Regions from separate parts of the Homo sapiens genome. Here region 1 is linked to region 2. The links are chromatin loops, found by intact Hi-C in ENCODE. Cell type or tissue: OCI-LY7. All regions are shown on one strand.

Evidence for each region. Hi-C counts contacts between places; a loop is a spot of excess contacts. Peaks named below come from ENCODE experiments on the same cell type or tissue, not always from the same donor. Only the 100,000 strongest peaks of a DNase experiment are listed, where the experiment ranks them.
Region 1: a loop joins it to region 2, with 5 times the contacts of the local background. A loop is called at or near these places in 28 of 110 quality-filtered maps.

What each region holds. Positions count from the first base shown.
Region 1 is chr9:137,283,819-137,291,818 of GRCh38, forward strand. No RefSeq gene overlaps it. Among named protein-coding and RNA genes, the nearest start is that of TOR4A, 10 kb to the left of the region's middle. RefSeq lists a silencer at 2,952-3,051 and an enhancer at 3,352-3,401. In OCI-LY7, a CTCF peak has its summit at 3,291 (motif pointing right); DNase peaks (open chromatin) are centred at 2,633, 2,933 and 3,283; H3K27ac peaks cover 2,176 bases.
Region 2 is chr9:137,440,823-137,448,822 of GRCh38, forward strand. It overlaps ENTPD8 (ectonucleoside triphosphate diphosphohydrolase 8), which reads right to left and starts at 535. Exons shown (of 10, transcript NM_001033113.2): 1 at 464-535. It overlaps NSMF (NMDA receptor synaptonuclear signaling and neuronal migration factor), which reads right to left. Exons shown (of 16, transcript NM_001130969.3): 16 at 6,748-8,000. RefSeq lists a silencer at 395-689. In OCI-LY7, CTCF peaks have their summits at 3,818 (motif pointing right) and 4,610 (motif pointing left); DNase peaks (open chromatin) are centred at 558 and 4,629.

The DNA of each region.
Region 1 (8,000 bases), 160 kb before region 2:
CTCTACTAAAAATACAAAAATCAGTCGGATGTGGTGTCGAGTTCCTGTCATCCCAGCTACTTGGGGGGCTGAGGTAGGAGAATCGCTTGAATCCAGGAGGTGGAGCTTGCAGTGAGCCAAGACCCTGCGACTGCACTCCAGCCTGGACGACAGAGTGAGACTATGTCTCAAAAAAGATAAAATAAATAAGTAAATGTGTCCACCTGGGTAATAACGGATTATCTTCCCATCCAAGGTCCACACTTACCTACATCTGCAAAGTCCCTGAGTCAGTTTTGGTAATTTGTGTCTTTCTTGGAACTTCTAGGAATTTGTCCATTTCATCTAAATTGTCTAATTTTATTGATTTTTTTTTTTTGAGACAGTCTTGCTCTATCGCCCAGGCTGGAGTGCAGTGGCTCGATCTTGGCTCACTGCAACCTCTGCCTCCTGGGTTCAAGGGATTCTCCTGCTGTAGCCTCCCTAGTACCTGGGACTACAGGTGTGTGCCACCATGCCCAGCTAATTTTTTGTTTTGTTTTGTTTTGAGACGGAGTTTCACTCTTGTTGTCTAGGCTGGAGTGCAATGGTGCGATGATCTCGGCTCATTGCAACTTCCACCTCCTGGGTTCAAGCAATTCTCCTGCCTCAGTCTCCCGAGTAGCTGGGATTGCAGGCACGCACCAACATGCTCAGCTAATTTTTGTATTTTTAGTAGAGACAGGGTTATACCATATTGGACAGGCTGGTCTCAAACTCCCCACTTACAGTGATCCTCCAGCCTAGACCTCCCAAAGTGCTGGGATTACAGGCGTGAGCCACCATGCCTGGCCCTAGGCAAACTTTTTGAAATAAAGCTTTTTTTTTTTTTTTTGGTTTGTTTGTTTGAGACAGGGTCTCACTCTGTCACCTAGGCTGGAGGGCAGTGGTGCAATCTCAGCTAGTGGTGCAATCTTGGCTCACTGCAGCCTTAAACTCCCAGGTTCAAGCGATTCTCCTGCCTTGGCCTCCTGAGTAGCTGGGACCAGAGGCGTGTGCCACCATGTCCTGGTAATTTTTGTTTTTTTTTTTTTTTTTGAGACAGAGTCTCGCTCTGTTGCCCAGGCTGGAGTGCAGTGGCGCGATCTCTGCTCACTGCAAGCTCCGCCTCCTGGGTTCATGCCATTCTCCTGCCTCAGCCTCCCAAGTAGCTGGGACTACAGGCGCCCATCACCACGCCTGGCTAGTTTTTTGCATTTTTTTTTTTTGAGATGGAGTCTTGCTCTGTCATCCAGGCTGGAAGTGCAGTGGCGCAATCTTGGCTCACTGCAAGCTCCGCCTCCCGGGTTCTCGCCATTCTGCCTCAGCCTCCTTAGTAGCTGGGATTACAGGCGCCTGCCACCATGACTGGCTAATTTTTTTTTTTGCATTTTTTTAGTAGAGACGGGGTTTCACCATGTTAGCCAGGATGGTCTCGATCTCCTGACCTCATGATCCGCCCTCCTCGGCCTCCCAAAGTGCTGGGATTACAGGCATGAGCCACCGTGTCCGGCCCCACATTGGGTAGTTTCTATTGATCTAGTCTCAAATTGCATGGCGAGCACATACAATTCCAGCTGCCCGGGAGGCTGAGGCAGGAGAATCACTTGAATCCAGGAGGCAGAGGTTGCAGTGAGCCGAGATTGAGCCATTGCACTCCAGCCTGGGAGACAGAGCGAGACTTATCTCAAAAAAAAAAAAAAAAAATCTGTTGCTCAACCTCTTTAGTGGATTTCTCATTTCAGTTTTTGTGCTTTTTAACTCCAAACTTTCCATTTCCATTTGGTTCTTTTTTTTTTTGTCTTTCAATTCTTTATTATATATAAAAAATTGTTTTCCATCTTGAAAGTTTTTTTTTTAAATTTTTTTTGAGAGATGAATCTCAATCTGTTTCCCAGGTTGGAGTGCAGTGGTGCAATCTCAGATCACGGCAACCTCTGCCTCCTGGGTTCAGGCAATTCTCCTGCCTCAGCCTCCTGAGTAGCTGGGATTACAGGCATGTGCCACCACGCCCAGCTAATTTTTGTAGTTTTAGTAGAGACAGGATTTCTCCATGTTGGCCAGGCTGGTCTCAAACTCCTGATCTCAGGTGATCCACCACCTTGGCCTCCCAAAGTGCTGGGATTACAGGTGTGAGCCACTGCACCCGGCCTAATTTTTGTATTTTTTTAGTAGAGACGGGGTTTCACTATATGTTGGCCAGGCTGGTCTCGAACTCCTGAGATCAAGCAATCCTCTTGCCTCGGCCTCTCAAAGTGCTGGGATTACAGGCGTGAGCCACCGCACCTGGCTTCACCTTGAAAGTTTTAAAGCCAATGTATCTTCTCTTTCTGAAGATTTGAAACATTTTGTAGACAGAATGGAAAGCAATGAAAATCTACAAAAATGTTTTGAATACCCAAAAGAAAAAGCATCAGATTTGTTTCTGGCAATACCTGTGGTTGAGATGAAGGAATCCATAGCAGAGGTTTCTTCAGAGCCTCAGGCTTGGGATCAGTTTTTGTTGCACTATCAGGTTGAGTGTCTGCGATTACATGTTCAGAGGATCAACCAAAGTCAGAATTTCTGAAGTTGAAGTGAAACTACAGTATACTTTTTTTTTTCCAGACAGAGTTTCACTCGGTTGCCCAGGCTGGAGTGTAATGGCATGATCATAGCACATTGCTCAAGCACATAGCAACAGGCTCAAGCAATCCTCCTGCCTCAGCCTCCCGAGTAGCTGGGACTACAGGTGCATGTCACCACGCCCAGCTAATTTTGTTCATTTTTTGTACAGATGAGGTTTCACTATGTTGCCCAAGCTAGTCTCAAACTCCTGGGCTCAAGGGATCCTCCTGCTTTGGCTTCTCAAAGTGCTGGGACTACAGGCTTGAGCCACCACACCTGGCCCAGACTGTGTTCTTTTTTTTTTTTTTTTTGAGACGGAGTCTCGCTCTGTCGCCCAGGCTGGAGTGCAGTGGTGCGATCTCGGCTCACTGTAACCGCCTTCTGAGTTCACACTATTCTCCTGTCTCAGCCTTCCAAGTAGCTGAGATTGCAGCATGTGCCACCACACCTGGCTAACTTTGTATTTTTAGTAGAGATGGGGTTTCACCATGTTGGTCAGGCTGGTCTTGAACTCCTGACCTCAGGTGATCCGCCTGCCTTGGCCTCCCAAAGTGCTGAGATTACAGGCGTGAGCCACTGCACCTGACCCAGGAGAAGGTCTTTGACTGTGTGGAGCTGGTGATGGATGAGCTACAAGGAGCAGTCCCTGCCATGGGCCTTCGTGGACTGAGGCCGTCAGAGCCTCCAGCAGGTGTCAGTGCAGCTCAGGGAGAGACACCCACTCAGCACCTCCCAAGAGATGCAGACTCATGTCCAGGACCTCGTGGAGTTTCTGGAGGCTGGAAAGGGAACGGGGATGGAAGGCGCTCCAGCACGTGGCCATTGCCCGGGGGTGTGAGCTGGTGATTTCTGCCCTTCTGCCTCTGAGGATGAGCGTAGAGCGTCGTAGTTTTTCTTATTTTTTTTTTCAAGACGGAGTTTCGCTCTTGTTGCCCAGACTGGAGTGCAGTGGCGTGATCTCGGCTCACTGCAACCTCTGCCTCCCGGGTTCAAGTGATGCTTCTGCTTCAGCCTCCCGAGTAGCTTACCTGGCTAACTTTTGTAGTTTTAGTAGAGACAGGGTTTCATCATGTTGCCCAGGCTGGTCTCCAACTCTTGACCTCAGGTGATCCACCTGTGTCGGCCTCCCAAAGTGCTGGGATTACAGGTGTAAGCCACCGAGCCCAGCCTCTTTTCTTTTTTTAAAATTTTTATTTTTTTGAGACAGGGTCTTACTCTGTCACCCAGGCTAGAGTACAGTGGTAGAGTCATAGCTCACTGCAGCCTTGCACTCCTGGGCTCAAGTGATCCTCCCAGCTCAGCATCCCAAGCAGCTGGGGCCACAGGTGTGCACCACCATGCTTGCTTAATTTTTGTATTTTTTATAGAAATGGGGCTTTGCCACATTGCCCAGGCTGGTCTCGAACTCCTGAGCTCAAATGATCCACCCACCTTGACCTCCCAAAGTGCTGGGATTACAGGTGTGAGCCACGGCGCCCAGCCGCCCATTCCTTTTTAAGGCTGAAATGAGTACTGTGGATCAGGATGCAATGTGACTGGTGTCCTTACAAGAAGAGAATATTTGGGCCAGGCACGGTGGCTCACGCCTGTAATCCCAGCACTTTGGGAGGCCGAGGCGGGCAGATCACGAGGTCAGGAGATCAAGACCAACCTGGCTAACATGGTGAAGCCCCATCTCTACTAAAAATACAAAAAATTAGCCAGGCCTGGTGGCAGGTGCCTGTAGTCCCAGCTACTTGGGAGGCTGAGGCAGGAGAATGGTGTGAATCCGGGAGGCGGAGCTTGCAGTGAGCCGAGATCGCGCCACTGCACTCCAGCCTGGGCGACAGAATGAGATTCACTCTCAAAAAATAAAATAAAATAAAATAATAAAAAAATAGAAAAGGAAAGAAAAAGCGCCTCTGCCCGGCCGCCCCTACTGGGAAGTGAGGAGCCCCTCTGCCCGGCCAGCCGCCCCGTCCGGGAGGGAGGTGGGGGGGTCGGCCCCCCGCCCGGCCAGCCGCCCCGTCCGGGAGGTGAGGGGCGCCTCTGCCCGGCCGCCCCTACTGGGAAGTGAGGAGCCCCTCTGCCCGGCCAGCCGCCCCGTCCGGGAGGGAGGTGGGGGGGGTCAGCCCCCCTGCCCGGCCAGCCGCCCCGTCCGGGAGGTGAGGGGCGCCTCTGCCCGGCCGCCCCTACTGGGAAGTGAGGAGCCCCTCTGCCCGGCCACCACCCCGTCTGGGAGGTGTGCCTAACAGCTCATTGAGAACGGGCCAGGATGACAATGGCGGCTTTGTGGAATGGAAAGGCGGGAAAGGTGGGGAAAAGATTGAGAAATCGGATGGTTGCCGTGTCTGTGTAGAAAGAAGTAGACATGGGAGACTTTTCATTTTGTTCTGCACTAAGAAAAATTCCTCTGCCTTGGGATCCTGTTGATCTGTGACCTTACCCCCAACCCTGTGCTCTCTGAAACATGTGCTGTGTCCACTCAGGGTTAAATGGATTAAGGGCGGTGCAAGATGTGCTTTGTTAAACAGATGCTTGAAGGCAGCATGCTCGTTAAGAGTCATCACCCATCCCTAATCTCAAGTAATCAGGGACACAAACACTGCGGAAGGCCGCAGAGTCCTCTGCCTAGGAAAACCAGAGACCTTTGTTCACTTGTTTATCTGCTGACCTTCCCTCCACTATTGTCCCATGACCCTGCCAAATCCCCCTCTGTGAGAAACACCCAAGAATTATCAATAAAAAAATAAATTAAAAAAAAAAAAAAAGAAAAAAAAAAGAAATTGGAGAGCCAGCAAACCGAGAAGATGGAGACCTGGAGACCTAGTGTCCTGAACCAGTATCTTACATTTTCCATGCTGGCAGGAGGGTTTTCATGGGATGGGGGATGTGGAGAAACTATGTGCAGGGCTTGGGATCAGGAGGGGACCGAGGACCACACACATCTGGGTGCCAGCGAGGGTGGGAGGGACCGAGGACCACACACATCTGGGTGCCAGCGAGGGTCTGAGGAGGCTGTGGCCACTTCTCTGTCCTTGGTCAGGTCACAGTGCTCCTGTAAATCTTTTTTTTTTTTTTTGAGATGGAGTCTCGCTCTGTCGCCCAGGCTGGAGTGCAGTGGTGCAATCTTGGCTCACTGCAACCTCCGCCTCCCAGGTTCACGCCATTTTCCTGCCTCAGCCTCCCAAGTAGCTGGGACTACAGGCGCCTGCCACCATGCCCGGCTAATTTTTTTTTTGTATTTTTTGTAGAGTCAGGGTTTCACCATGTTAGCCGGGATGGTCTCGATCTCCTGACCTCATGATGTGCCCACCTTGGCCTCCCAAAGTGCTGGGATTACAGGCGTGAGCCACCATGCCCGGCCCTTGCTCCTGTAAATCTTTAACAAAACCTAGTTAGTGGGTTTCATTTTTATTTTTTTATTTTTTTTTCAGGGTCTCACTCTGTCACCCAGGCTGGAGTTCAGTGGCGTGACCTCGGCTCACTGCAAGCTCCGCCTCTTGGGTTCAAGCGATTCTCCTGCCTCAGCCTCCCGAATAGCTGGGATTACAGGCATGCGCCACCATACCAGCTAATTGTTGTATTTTTAGTAGAGAGTGTTTCTCCATGTTGGCCAGGCTGGTCTTGAATGCCTGACCTCAGGTGACCCACCCACCTTGGCCTCCCTCAGTACTGGGATTACAGGCGTGAGCCACCGCACCGGTCCCCACATATATATTTTTTGAGACAGGGTCTCTCTCTGTTGCCCAGACTGGAGTGCAGGGGTGCAATCATGGCTCACTGCAGCCTAAACCTCCTGGGCTCAAGCCATCCTACCACCTCAGCCTCCAAAGTGGATGGGACCACAGGCGTGTGCCACGTCTGGCCAGGTTTAAAAAATTTTTTTAGAGACGAGGTCTCACTATGTTGCCACGCTGATCTCAAACAGCTGGGCTCGAGCAATCCTCCTGCCTCCTCCCAAAGTGCTGGGATTACGGGCGTGAGCCACCACACCTGGCTTTAAGTAGAATTTATTTTTATGTATGTATTTATTTATTTATTTATTTGAGATGGAGTCTTGCTTTGTCGCCCAGGCTGGAGTGCAATGGCACAATCTCGGCTCACTGCAACCTCTGTCTCCTGGCTTCAAGTGATTTTCCTGCCTCAGCCTCCGGAGTAGCTGGGATTACAGGCACCTGCCACCACGCCTGGCTAATTTTTGTATTTTTAGTAGAGACGGGATTTCACCATGTTGGCCAGACTGATCTTGAACTCTTGACCTCGTGACTCACCTGCCTCAGCCTCCTAAAGTGCTGGGATTACAGGCATGAGCCACTGTGCCCAGCCTGATATTTCTAGTTTTATTTTACCAATAAGTTAAAAACTATTTTTGGCCTGGCATGGTGGCTCACGCCTGTAATCCCAGCACTTTGGGAGGCTGAGGCGGGCAAATCATGAGATCAGGAGTTCAAGATCAGCCTGGCCAACATAGTGAAACCCTATCTCTACCAAAAATACAAAAATTAACCAGGTGTGGTGGCACGCACCTGTAGTCCCAGCTACTTGGGAGGCTGAGGCAGGAGAATCGCTTGAACCCAGGAGGCAGAGGTTGCGGTGAGCCAAGGCGGCAGCATTGCACTCCAGCCTGGGTGACAGAGCAAGACTCTGTCTCAAAAACAAACAAACAAATAAAAAAACATTTTATTTACCAAAGATTATAAAATTCATGTGAACCTGATAGACATTTGGACTTAACTTATGAGTATCCATTTACTTATAGGCCAATTTGGTAACATGCTACATACAACATATAACAATACCTGTACATATACATAAACACATTTAAACATATATACATACAAACACACACACACACAAAGATCCAAACCTTTTTTTTTCTTTTTTTTGAGACGGCATCTGGCTCTGTTGCCCAGGCTGGAGTGCAGTGGCATGATCTCAGCTCACTGCAACCTCTGCCTCCTGGGTTCAAGTGATTCTCCTGCCTCAGCCTCCCGAGTAGCTGGGATTACAGGCACCTGCCACCATATCTGGCTAGTTTTTGTATTTTTAGTAAAGACAGAGTTTCACCAAGTTGGCCAGGCTGGTCTTGAACTCCTGACCTCAGATGATCCTCCCGCCTTGGCCTCCCAAAGTGCGCTGGGATTACAGGCATGAGCTAACGCGCCCGGCCTTTTTTTTTTTTTTTTTTTTTTTTTGAGAGAGTTTTGCTCTTGTTGCGCAGGCTGCAGTACAATGGCATGATTTTGGCTCACCACAACCTCCGCCTCCTGGGTTCAAGCGATTCTCCTGCCTCAGCCTCCTGAGTAGCTGGGATTACAGGCATGCGCCACCATGCCCGGCTAATTTTGTATTTTTAGTAGAGACAGGGTTTCTCCATGTTGGTCAGGCTGGTCTTGAACTCCCAACCTCAGGTG
Region 2 (8,000 bases):
AGACCAGGACAGCCCCCCCAGACCAGGACAGCCCCCCAGACCAGGACAGCCCCCCCCAGACCAGGACAGCCCCCCAGACCAGGACAGCCCCCCAGACCAGGACAGCCCCCCCAGACCAGGACACCCCCTCAGACAGAACAGTCCCCCAGACCAGGACAGCCCCCCCAGACCAGGACAGCCCCCCAGACCAGGACAGCCCCCCCAGACCAGGACAGCCCCCCAGACCAGGACAGCCCCCCAGACCAGGACAGCCCCCCAGACCAGGACAGCCCCCCCAGACCAGGACACCCCCTCAGACAGAACAGTCCCCCAGACCAGGACAGCCCCCCCAGACCAGGACAGCCCCCCAGACCAGGACAGCCCCCCCAGACCAGGACAGCCCCCCAGACCAGGACAGCCCCCCAGACCAGGACAGCCCCCCAGACCAGGACAGCCCCCCCAGGACATCCCTTTGGACCCTCACCTGGGCTGGCTGCCCACTTCCCGGAGCGGCAAGGAGGAAGCTGTGCTTAGACGCTTCTGTGTCCGCGCACCTGGCGTCCAGCCTCTCCCTGCCCCTGGGTCCAGGACAGCTGGGGTGGGCGGGGCAGGGCGGTGACAGCCTCGGGCGATGCGCTGTGCACCTGGCTCCAGGGCCCGCAGGCTGAGGCCAGCGCCCAAGGTCGCCCCGCCCACTCCACCCTCGGGTCCCCCGCCCAGGGTCTCCCCGCATCTCCCACCCGCGGGTCTGTCTCGGTGCCCAGGGTCGCCCCGCCCCCGGGGGGGTGGGAGGCAGGAGAGGGAAGCTGAGGAGGAGCCTGGAGCTGCGAGGGGCAGAACTCCGGGACCCCGCCCCCCACGGCCCGCAGCCGCGCTCCTGACCCCGGCCCGGACTTTACCCCCCGTGCCGCCCGGCCCGGGCAGGTCGGAGTCAGGTGACCCCGAAGGTCCAGGCCCGGGGCGGGGGCGGAAGCGCCTGCAGCCCCGCGGCGCCCGTCGTTTTCCATTTGCAGCCACTCTGCCTTTCCCGCTCGCCGTGGGTCCCGGGGCCGCCGCCGTCGGGGTCCGGGCCTCTGAAGCGGGGCGGGGCTGGGGGAGGCGCGGAGCCAGGGCCGGGCTGGGTGGGGCTGGGGGTGTTGGGGGGCGGGGAATAGGGTGGGGGAATGCGGGGGGGCGGTGAATTCCTTTCTGTGTGAGATCCAAGAACCCTCTTGGGGTCTCAATCGGGACTCTCTTTACTGGTAGCATATTTGGTGTCATGTGTGTGCATTTTTGTGCTTTTTCTTGGTGATTTCACTGTTTATAATGGCGTCTCAGCATAGTGCAGAAATGCAAGAAGGCTGAGATGCACTTTACAGAGAAAACACACATTGGATAAGCTTCATTCGTGCAAGAGTTAGCGCTGTTGGCCATGAGTTCAATGTTAGTGATACAATACATATTAAGTAAGGTGCCCTTAAACAAAAATACACATAAAAGAAGGTTTTATTAATATATTGATCATTTAACAAAAATGTGACCAGAAGCTTGCAGGAACAGAACTTTGCATTTCCCTTAGGAGCAATAGTTTAGCATATTCTTTAATTCAGTGTTTGCAGCAACTTTATACACTAGCTGCCATGGGTCATAAGAGTCAAATGTGTTTGTTGAGGATTTTTGCAGTTGTGTTCAACAAAGTTGCATAGTTTTCTTTTTTAGTCCTGGTTTCTGTATGGGGATAATGCTGGGCTTATAAAATGAGTCTGGGAAGTTGTCCTTTTTTTTTTTTTTTTTTGAGATGGAGTCTCGCTCTGTCACCCAGGCTAGAATGCAATGGTGCAGACTTGGCTCACTGCAACCTCCACCTCCCAGGTTCAAGCGATTCTCCTGCCTCAGTCTCCGGAGTAGCTGGGATTACAGGTGCCTGCCACCATGCCTGGCTAATTTTTTGTATTTTCAGTAGAGATGGGGTTTCACCATGTTGGCCAGGATGGTCTCAAACTCCTGACCTTGTGATCCGCCCACCTCGGCCTCCCAAAGTGCTGGAATTACAGGCGTGAGCCACCGCGCCCAGCCAGCTGTCCTTGTTTTATTTTGTGGAAGGGATTTGAAGAATTTGTATTAAATTTCTTCTTTAAATATTTTGTATAATTTGGTGGTAAAACCATCTGAGCCAGTACTTTCCTTTTTAGAAAAGTTTTAAAGTACAAATTCAGTTTCTTTAATACTTAATAGGATTGTTCAAGTTGTCTATTTAATGAGTTTTGGTAGTTTGTGGCTTTCAAGGAATTGGTCCATTTCACCTAAGTTGCTAAATTTATGTGACTACAATTATTCATAGTACTTCCTGGTTATCCTTTTAATGTCTGTAGGGTCTGCAGTGCTAACCCTCCCATTCCTCATATTGGTAATTTTGTCCTCTGTGTCTCTCATCAGTGTTGCTAGCTAGAGGTTTATCCATTTTATTCATCATTTCAAAGAACCTGCTTTTTGTTTCATAATTTTTTCTTTTTGGTTTTTGAATTTTTAAATTTAATTTAATTTAATTTAATTTTTTTGAGACGGAGTCTCTCTCTGTTGCCCAGGCTGGAGTGCAGTGGCCGGATCTCAGCTCACTGCAAGCTCTGCCTCCCAGGTTCACGCCATTCTCCTGCCTCAGCCTCCTGAGTAGCTGGGACTACAGGCATGTGCCACCACGCCCAGCTAATTTTTTGTATTTTTAGTAGAGACAGGGTTTCACCGTGTTAGCCAGGATGGTCTCGATCTCCTGACCTCATGATCCGCCCACCTCGGCCTCCCAAAGTGCTGGGATTACAGGCGTGAGCCACCACGCCCGGCCGGTTTTTGAATTATTTTAATTCTGCTCTTACTTGTATTTCCTTTCTTCTGCTTGATTTGAGCTTATATTGCTCCTCCTTTTCTGGTTTCTTAATGCAGAAGGTTAGATTATTGACTTGAACCTTTCTTTTTTTCTAATGTAAGCATTTGTGCTATGAATTTCCCTCTTAAGCACTGTTTAGCTATCTCTCTCAATTTTTGATATGTTGTATTTTCATTTTATTCAGTTAAAACATATACATATATATAAATTTTTTTTTTTTGAGACGAAGTCTCACTCTGTTGCCCAGGCTGAAGTACAGTGGCACAACGTAGGCTCACGGCAACCTCTGCCTCCCAGGTTCAGGTGATTCTCCTGCCTCAGCCTCCCCAGTAGCTGGGATTACAGGCATGCGCCACCACACCCGGCTAATTTTTTTGTATTTTTAATAGAGACAGGGTTTCACCAGGTTGGCCAGGCTGGTCTCGAACTCCTGAACGCAGGTGATCCGCCCACCTCGGCCTCCCAAAATGCTGGGATTACAGGCGTGAGCCACCGGGCCCAGTGGCAGGATCATAGCTCACTGCAGCTGTGAACTCCCTGGCTCAAGCAATCCTCCCTCCTTAGCCTCCCAAGTAGCTGGGACCACAGGCATGCACCACTGTGCCCGGCTGATTTTTGTTTTTGTTTTTGTTTTTAGTAGAAACAGGGTTTCACCATGTTGCCCAAGCTTCTCTCAAACTTCTGTGCTCAAGTGATCCATCCGCCTCGGCCTCCCAATGTGCTAGGATGACAGGCGTGAGCCACTGGGCCCAGCCTTTGCTGAGACTTTCTCTTCTGACATTTTAAGTGCTCACGATGGCTCAGTTAGGCACCGCTATAATAGCTACTTTAAAGTCTTCAGGCCGGGCATGGTGGCTCACACCTGTCATCCCAGCACTTTGGGAGGCCAAGGCAGGAGGATCACTTGAGGCCAGGAGTTCAGGACCAGCCTGGTCATTCCAGAACCACCACTGGGGGGCATACGTGTGACTAGACCAGAGGGTGCCCCAAAATCTTGGAGAAAAACTGACCTTGGACCAATAGCCACTGAGGCTGAAACTAAAACAGCAATGTTCACCATAGGATAAAAGGAAGACTCCGAGTCTCATATTAAGTAAGATTCAAAACATTACAAACCAGGCCAGGCGTGGTGGCTCATGCCTGTCATCCCAGCACTTTGGGAGGCCAAGGCACGTGGATCACCTGAAGTCAGGAGTTCGAGACCAGCCTGGTCAACATGGTGAAACCCCTGTCTCTACTAAAAATACGAAAAATTAGCCAAGCGTGGTGGTGGGTGCCTGTAATCCCAGCTACTTGGGAGTCTGAAGCAGGAGAATTACTTGAACCCGGAAGGTGGAGGTTGCAGTCAGACGAGATTGTGCCACTGCACTCCAGCCTGGGCAACAGAAAGAGACTCTAAGAAAAAAAAAAAAATTACAAACCAGAATTCCTCCACACCCAAAGAACTGTGAGAATCCTGACCAGCAGGGAAGAGGCCATCAGCAGACACCAAGGTTGAGAAGGCGTTGAAATGACAGAAAGACTGACAAAATCTGTTTTTTAAAATTTTACTCATTTAAAAATTTTTTCTTGAGACAAGGTCTTGCTCTGTCACCCAGGATGGAGTGCAGTGGCGTAATCTTAACTCACTGTAGCCTTGAATTCTCGGGCTCAAGTGATCCTCCTGCCCCAGCGTCCCAAGCAGCTGACACCACAGGCACGCACCACCACCACACCCCATTAATTTTTTTTTTACTTTTTGTAGAGACAGATATTCGGGCGCCCCCAGTCTAGCCACACGTATGCCCCCCAGTGGTGGTTCTGGGAATGACCAAGGTTGGCTGCTGAAGTCAGTTGTCTGGGTGAGTCAGAGTGAGACACACAGACACACTCACAGGCACGCCTGAGGGTTGGGGGGCGTTGGGGGTGGTTTTTGGGTACTTCTCAGCTCCTGGGCTCCCCAGACCTCCCTTCCCAGCCCTCAGGCCAGAAAGCAGGGGTGACAGAGCGCACAGAGACGTGGGAGATTTGGCAGCGGGAGGGGAGCTGACCCGCCTGCCTGCAGGCACCAGGACAGGTGCAGGGAGCCATCGGGGCCATCTTGCCCCTTTCAGGGACAGGTTTTATGTTTGCTGTCTCCTGCCCCCACAGAGGCAATGCTAACAGCAAGGGTGTGACCGCCACAGCTCCCTCCACCATTCCGATCATGTCTACATTATTGATTCCTGCTCACGGGGGTTTTACCTTACAGACAGGAATCACACCTCTGCTTGCCCTTAGACACTCCTGCACCCTGGCGGGAGGTCTCCACACAGCCCCCAGACCACACCCCAGGTCTCAAGGGTGGCTGCTCTGCTGGGTGCACATCCGGCCACGGGGCCACCCGGGGGGCCACTTGGGGTTGTGTAGTGAGCGTGGAAGTGCAGACCTGGGGGTCTGCACTTGAGAGCAGGGCAGGCAGGTCGCTGGGGCAGGCGGGGGCCTCCCCCGTGCTGTTCCCAGCCTGCCAGGTAGTCACGAGAGTGCATCCAGGCAGGTGGCAGGAGACATTGCACATCGATGTGAAGCGTGACCCAGTCACTTGGAACAGCTGGACCTGTTGCATCTTCCTCCTTAGCAATAAGCCTCGTGAGCATCGGATCCTTCCAGAAAAGCCATTGTGCGATCGGGCCACACCCAGATTAGCGGGCACAGCACAGCGGGGCAGTAGACACCCTCAGAAAAGGTGCCAGGGGGCGGCTGGGGCTGGACGGGCTTGTGCACTCATCAGTCACACTACTTTTAAGAGCTGTTACCAGATTACCTTAAAAAAAAAAGCTGTAACAGGCTGAGGAGGCAGGAGGATTGCTCGAGGCCAGGAGTTTGAGACTAGCCTGGGCAACAGAGTGAGACCCTGTCTCTACAAAACATAAAAGAATTAGCCAGGCGTGGTGATGCCTGTAGTCCCAGCTACTCCGGAGGCTGAGCGGGTGGGAGAATCGCTTGAGCCCAGGAGGTCAAGACAGCGGTGAGCCCCAGCCTGCGCGACAGATCAAAACCCTCTCAAATTGAAAAGGGGGTTACCTCGTCGCTTTCATTGGCCTTTCCATGATTCCTGATGGGATGAGGACTTTCTTCATGGAATTACCAGCCAGTTTCCTGCTCTGCGAATGATTTCTCCACATCTCTGCTCACTTTTCCATATCGGTTTTTGTCATTTTCTTTAGCAACATATAAAAACTCTTTAAATATTAAGGACCTTAATCACTCCCATGTGTGGCAAATATTTCTTATTTCTTCCCCAACTATTTCTGGCTGCTGCTGTTTTTGTATTTCAAGGGAGGCGAGGGCGGGTGCAGCAAAGTAGCCGAGGTTGCCCTGGTCACCGGCCCCCCGCCCTGGCCCAGCCTGCCTCCACTTGGGGCCACCTCCTTCCCCGTTGGCACTTCTGCGTCTGCTCCTGTGGGGCCACCTCCTTCTATGTCTGCTCCTGGGCCTGCTGGCTTTGACGTGTCTTCCTCCTTTCACTTCCCCCGGTGGTCATGGCATGAGGAATGGAACCTCATGGACCATACATAAGGCCCCCCAGGCCTTACTCACTCCAGCAGACCCTACGGACCGGACTGTGTGGGACAGGCATGCGGCTGGCAGCAGCCCCAGGAGCCACCTGACGGGTTAGGACTGCAGGGTCCCTGTGGCTGTTCTGGGTCTCAGAGCTCAGGTGACGGACAGATGTGCCTTTGGAGCAGTGCAGTGTGTGGGCACGTGGCGACCTCGCATGCTGTCCTACTTTGAAGAGTGCCACCCTTGAGGCCTGCACGGCAGCGTCAGCAGATTCCAGGCGGTGGCGACTTGTCTCATCAACTTTGCAGAAAGGAGACTCGGATCCCCCATGATTTCACGATATGTCACTTTCAAATAGTAACTGAATAACACAGAGTCTACAGGCATTTGGTATTTACCTAAAACTTTATACACTCAAATTGGCACCAAAACCTGCCCCCTCCCGGGACCCCATCTAGAATGCCCTGGAAGAGCTGGAGGTGGCTGACGGCTGTGTGACCACCCCCAGCACACTGGGCCTCAAGCCTGCCAGGCTGTGCCAGGCTGCGCACCAGTGGCCCCCTGACCCTAGCCCAGCTGATACGTGCTGCTCTGTCCCCCAGCCACGGGGCAGGGAACCAGCTGGCAGCCAGCCTGGCTGTGCCCAGCAGCGGTCTGGGCCCTGAGGACACCTGAGGTTGAGAGAGTGGCCCCCATCTGTGGCCACACTGCTGACTGCACACACAGTGTGGCGTGAGGGACATACAGCCCTCTCCCTGGTGCCCTCAGGCGGCAGGGGGAACGGGCTGTCTCTGCTGTCCCCTCCAGACCCGGCGAGGCCCCCCTCCGAGACTGCAGCCTCCCCCCAGCCCTCCTGCAGCTCCTCTCCGTCCCCTCCTGTGCTGGTCCCCCTGGCTATGCCCTGTGGGGTGGTCTAGTGGCCTAGCTCCAACTCTGTCCAGGCAGGAAGGCCCTGCAGCAGTGACCTCACAGGAGTGGGCCCAGAAGCTGGGCACAGGAAGGCCCCTGGAAAGCACTGAGAGGACAGACCCACGCGGCGGCCGCGGTGGAGGATCAGGTTTAATGGTCACTATGAGGGTATCGTACATCGTTCCAAGCCCGGCCCCCGCCCCAGCCCTCCCTCAGCTGGGAACACAGCCAGGTGCCCTCAGACCCCTGGCTCTGCACAAGGGGGGCCTGCCCCCTCGCCCCAGCTATATACACGACAGCCCATCCTGCTGGCCGTGGACAAAAGCTGGGAGCTCCTGTGCCCAGTCAGGAGCCCCTACAGTCCACCAGCTGCGCGGCCGGGTCCAGGGGCCCACTGTGGTGCCAGCGAGTTTCTCAAAACCCAGGGCCCAGCCCCAGCTGGGCCCCTGCCAAGCCCCAGGCCTGTGTGCTGGGATGGAGCCTCCACACTGAGGCTGGTAAAAGCTGAACTCAACAGCAGCAATGAGAGTGCTGGGTGGGCTTGGGGGGATGGGGAGCAGGCCCCACCCAGAGCCTCCTCTGAAGGAGGGGACGCTGCGCCCTTCCTTCCTGCTGCCCAGACTGCCCCTACCGGGTCCGGCGCCGGCTGAGGTCTAAGTAAGCAGGGATGGGGGGTGGCAAGAGGAGTGTAAGTGAAAGCACAGACAGTCGGAGACTCGGCCAGTGTAGA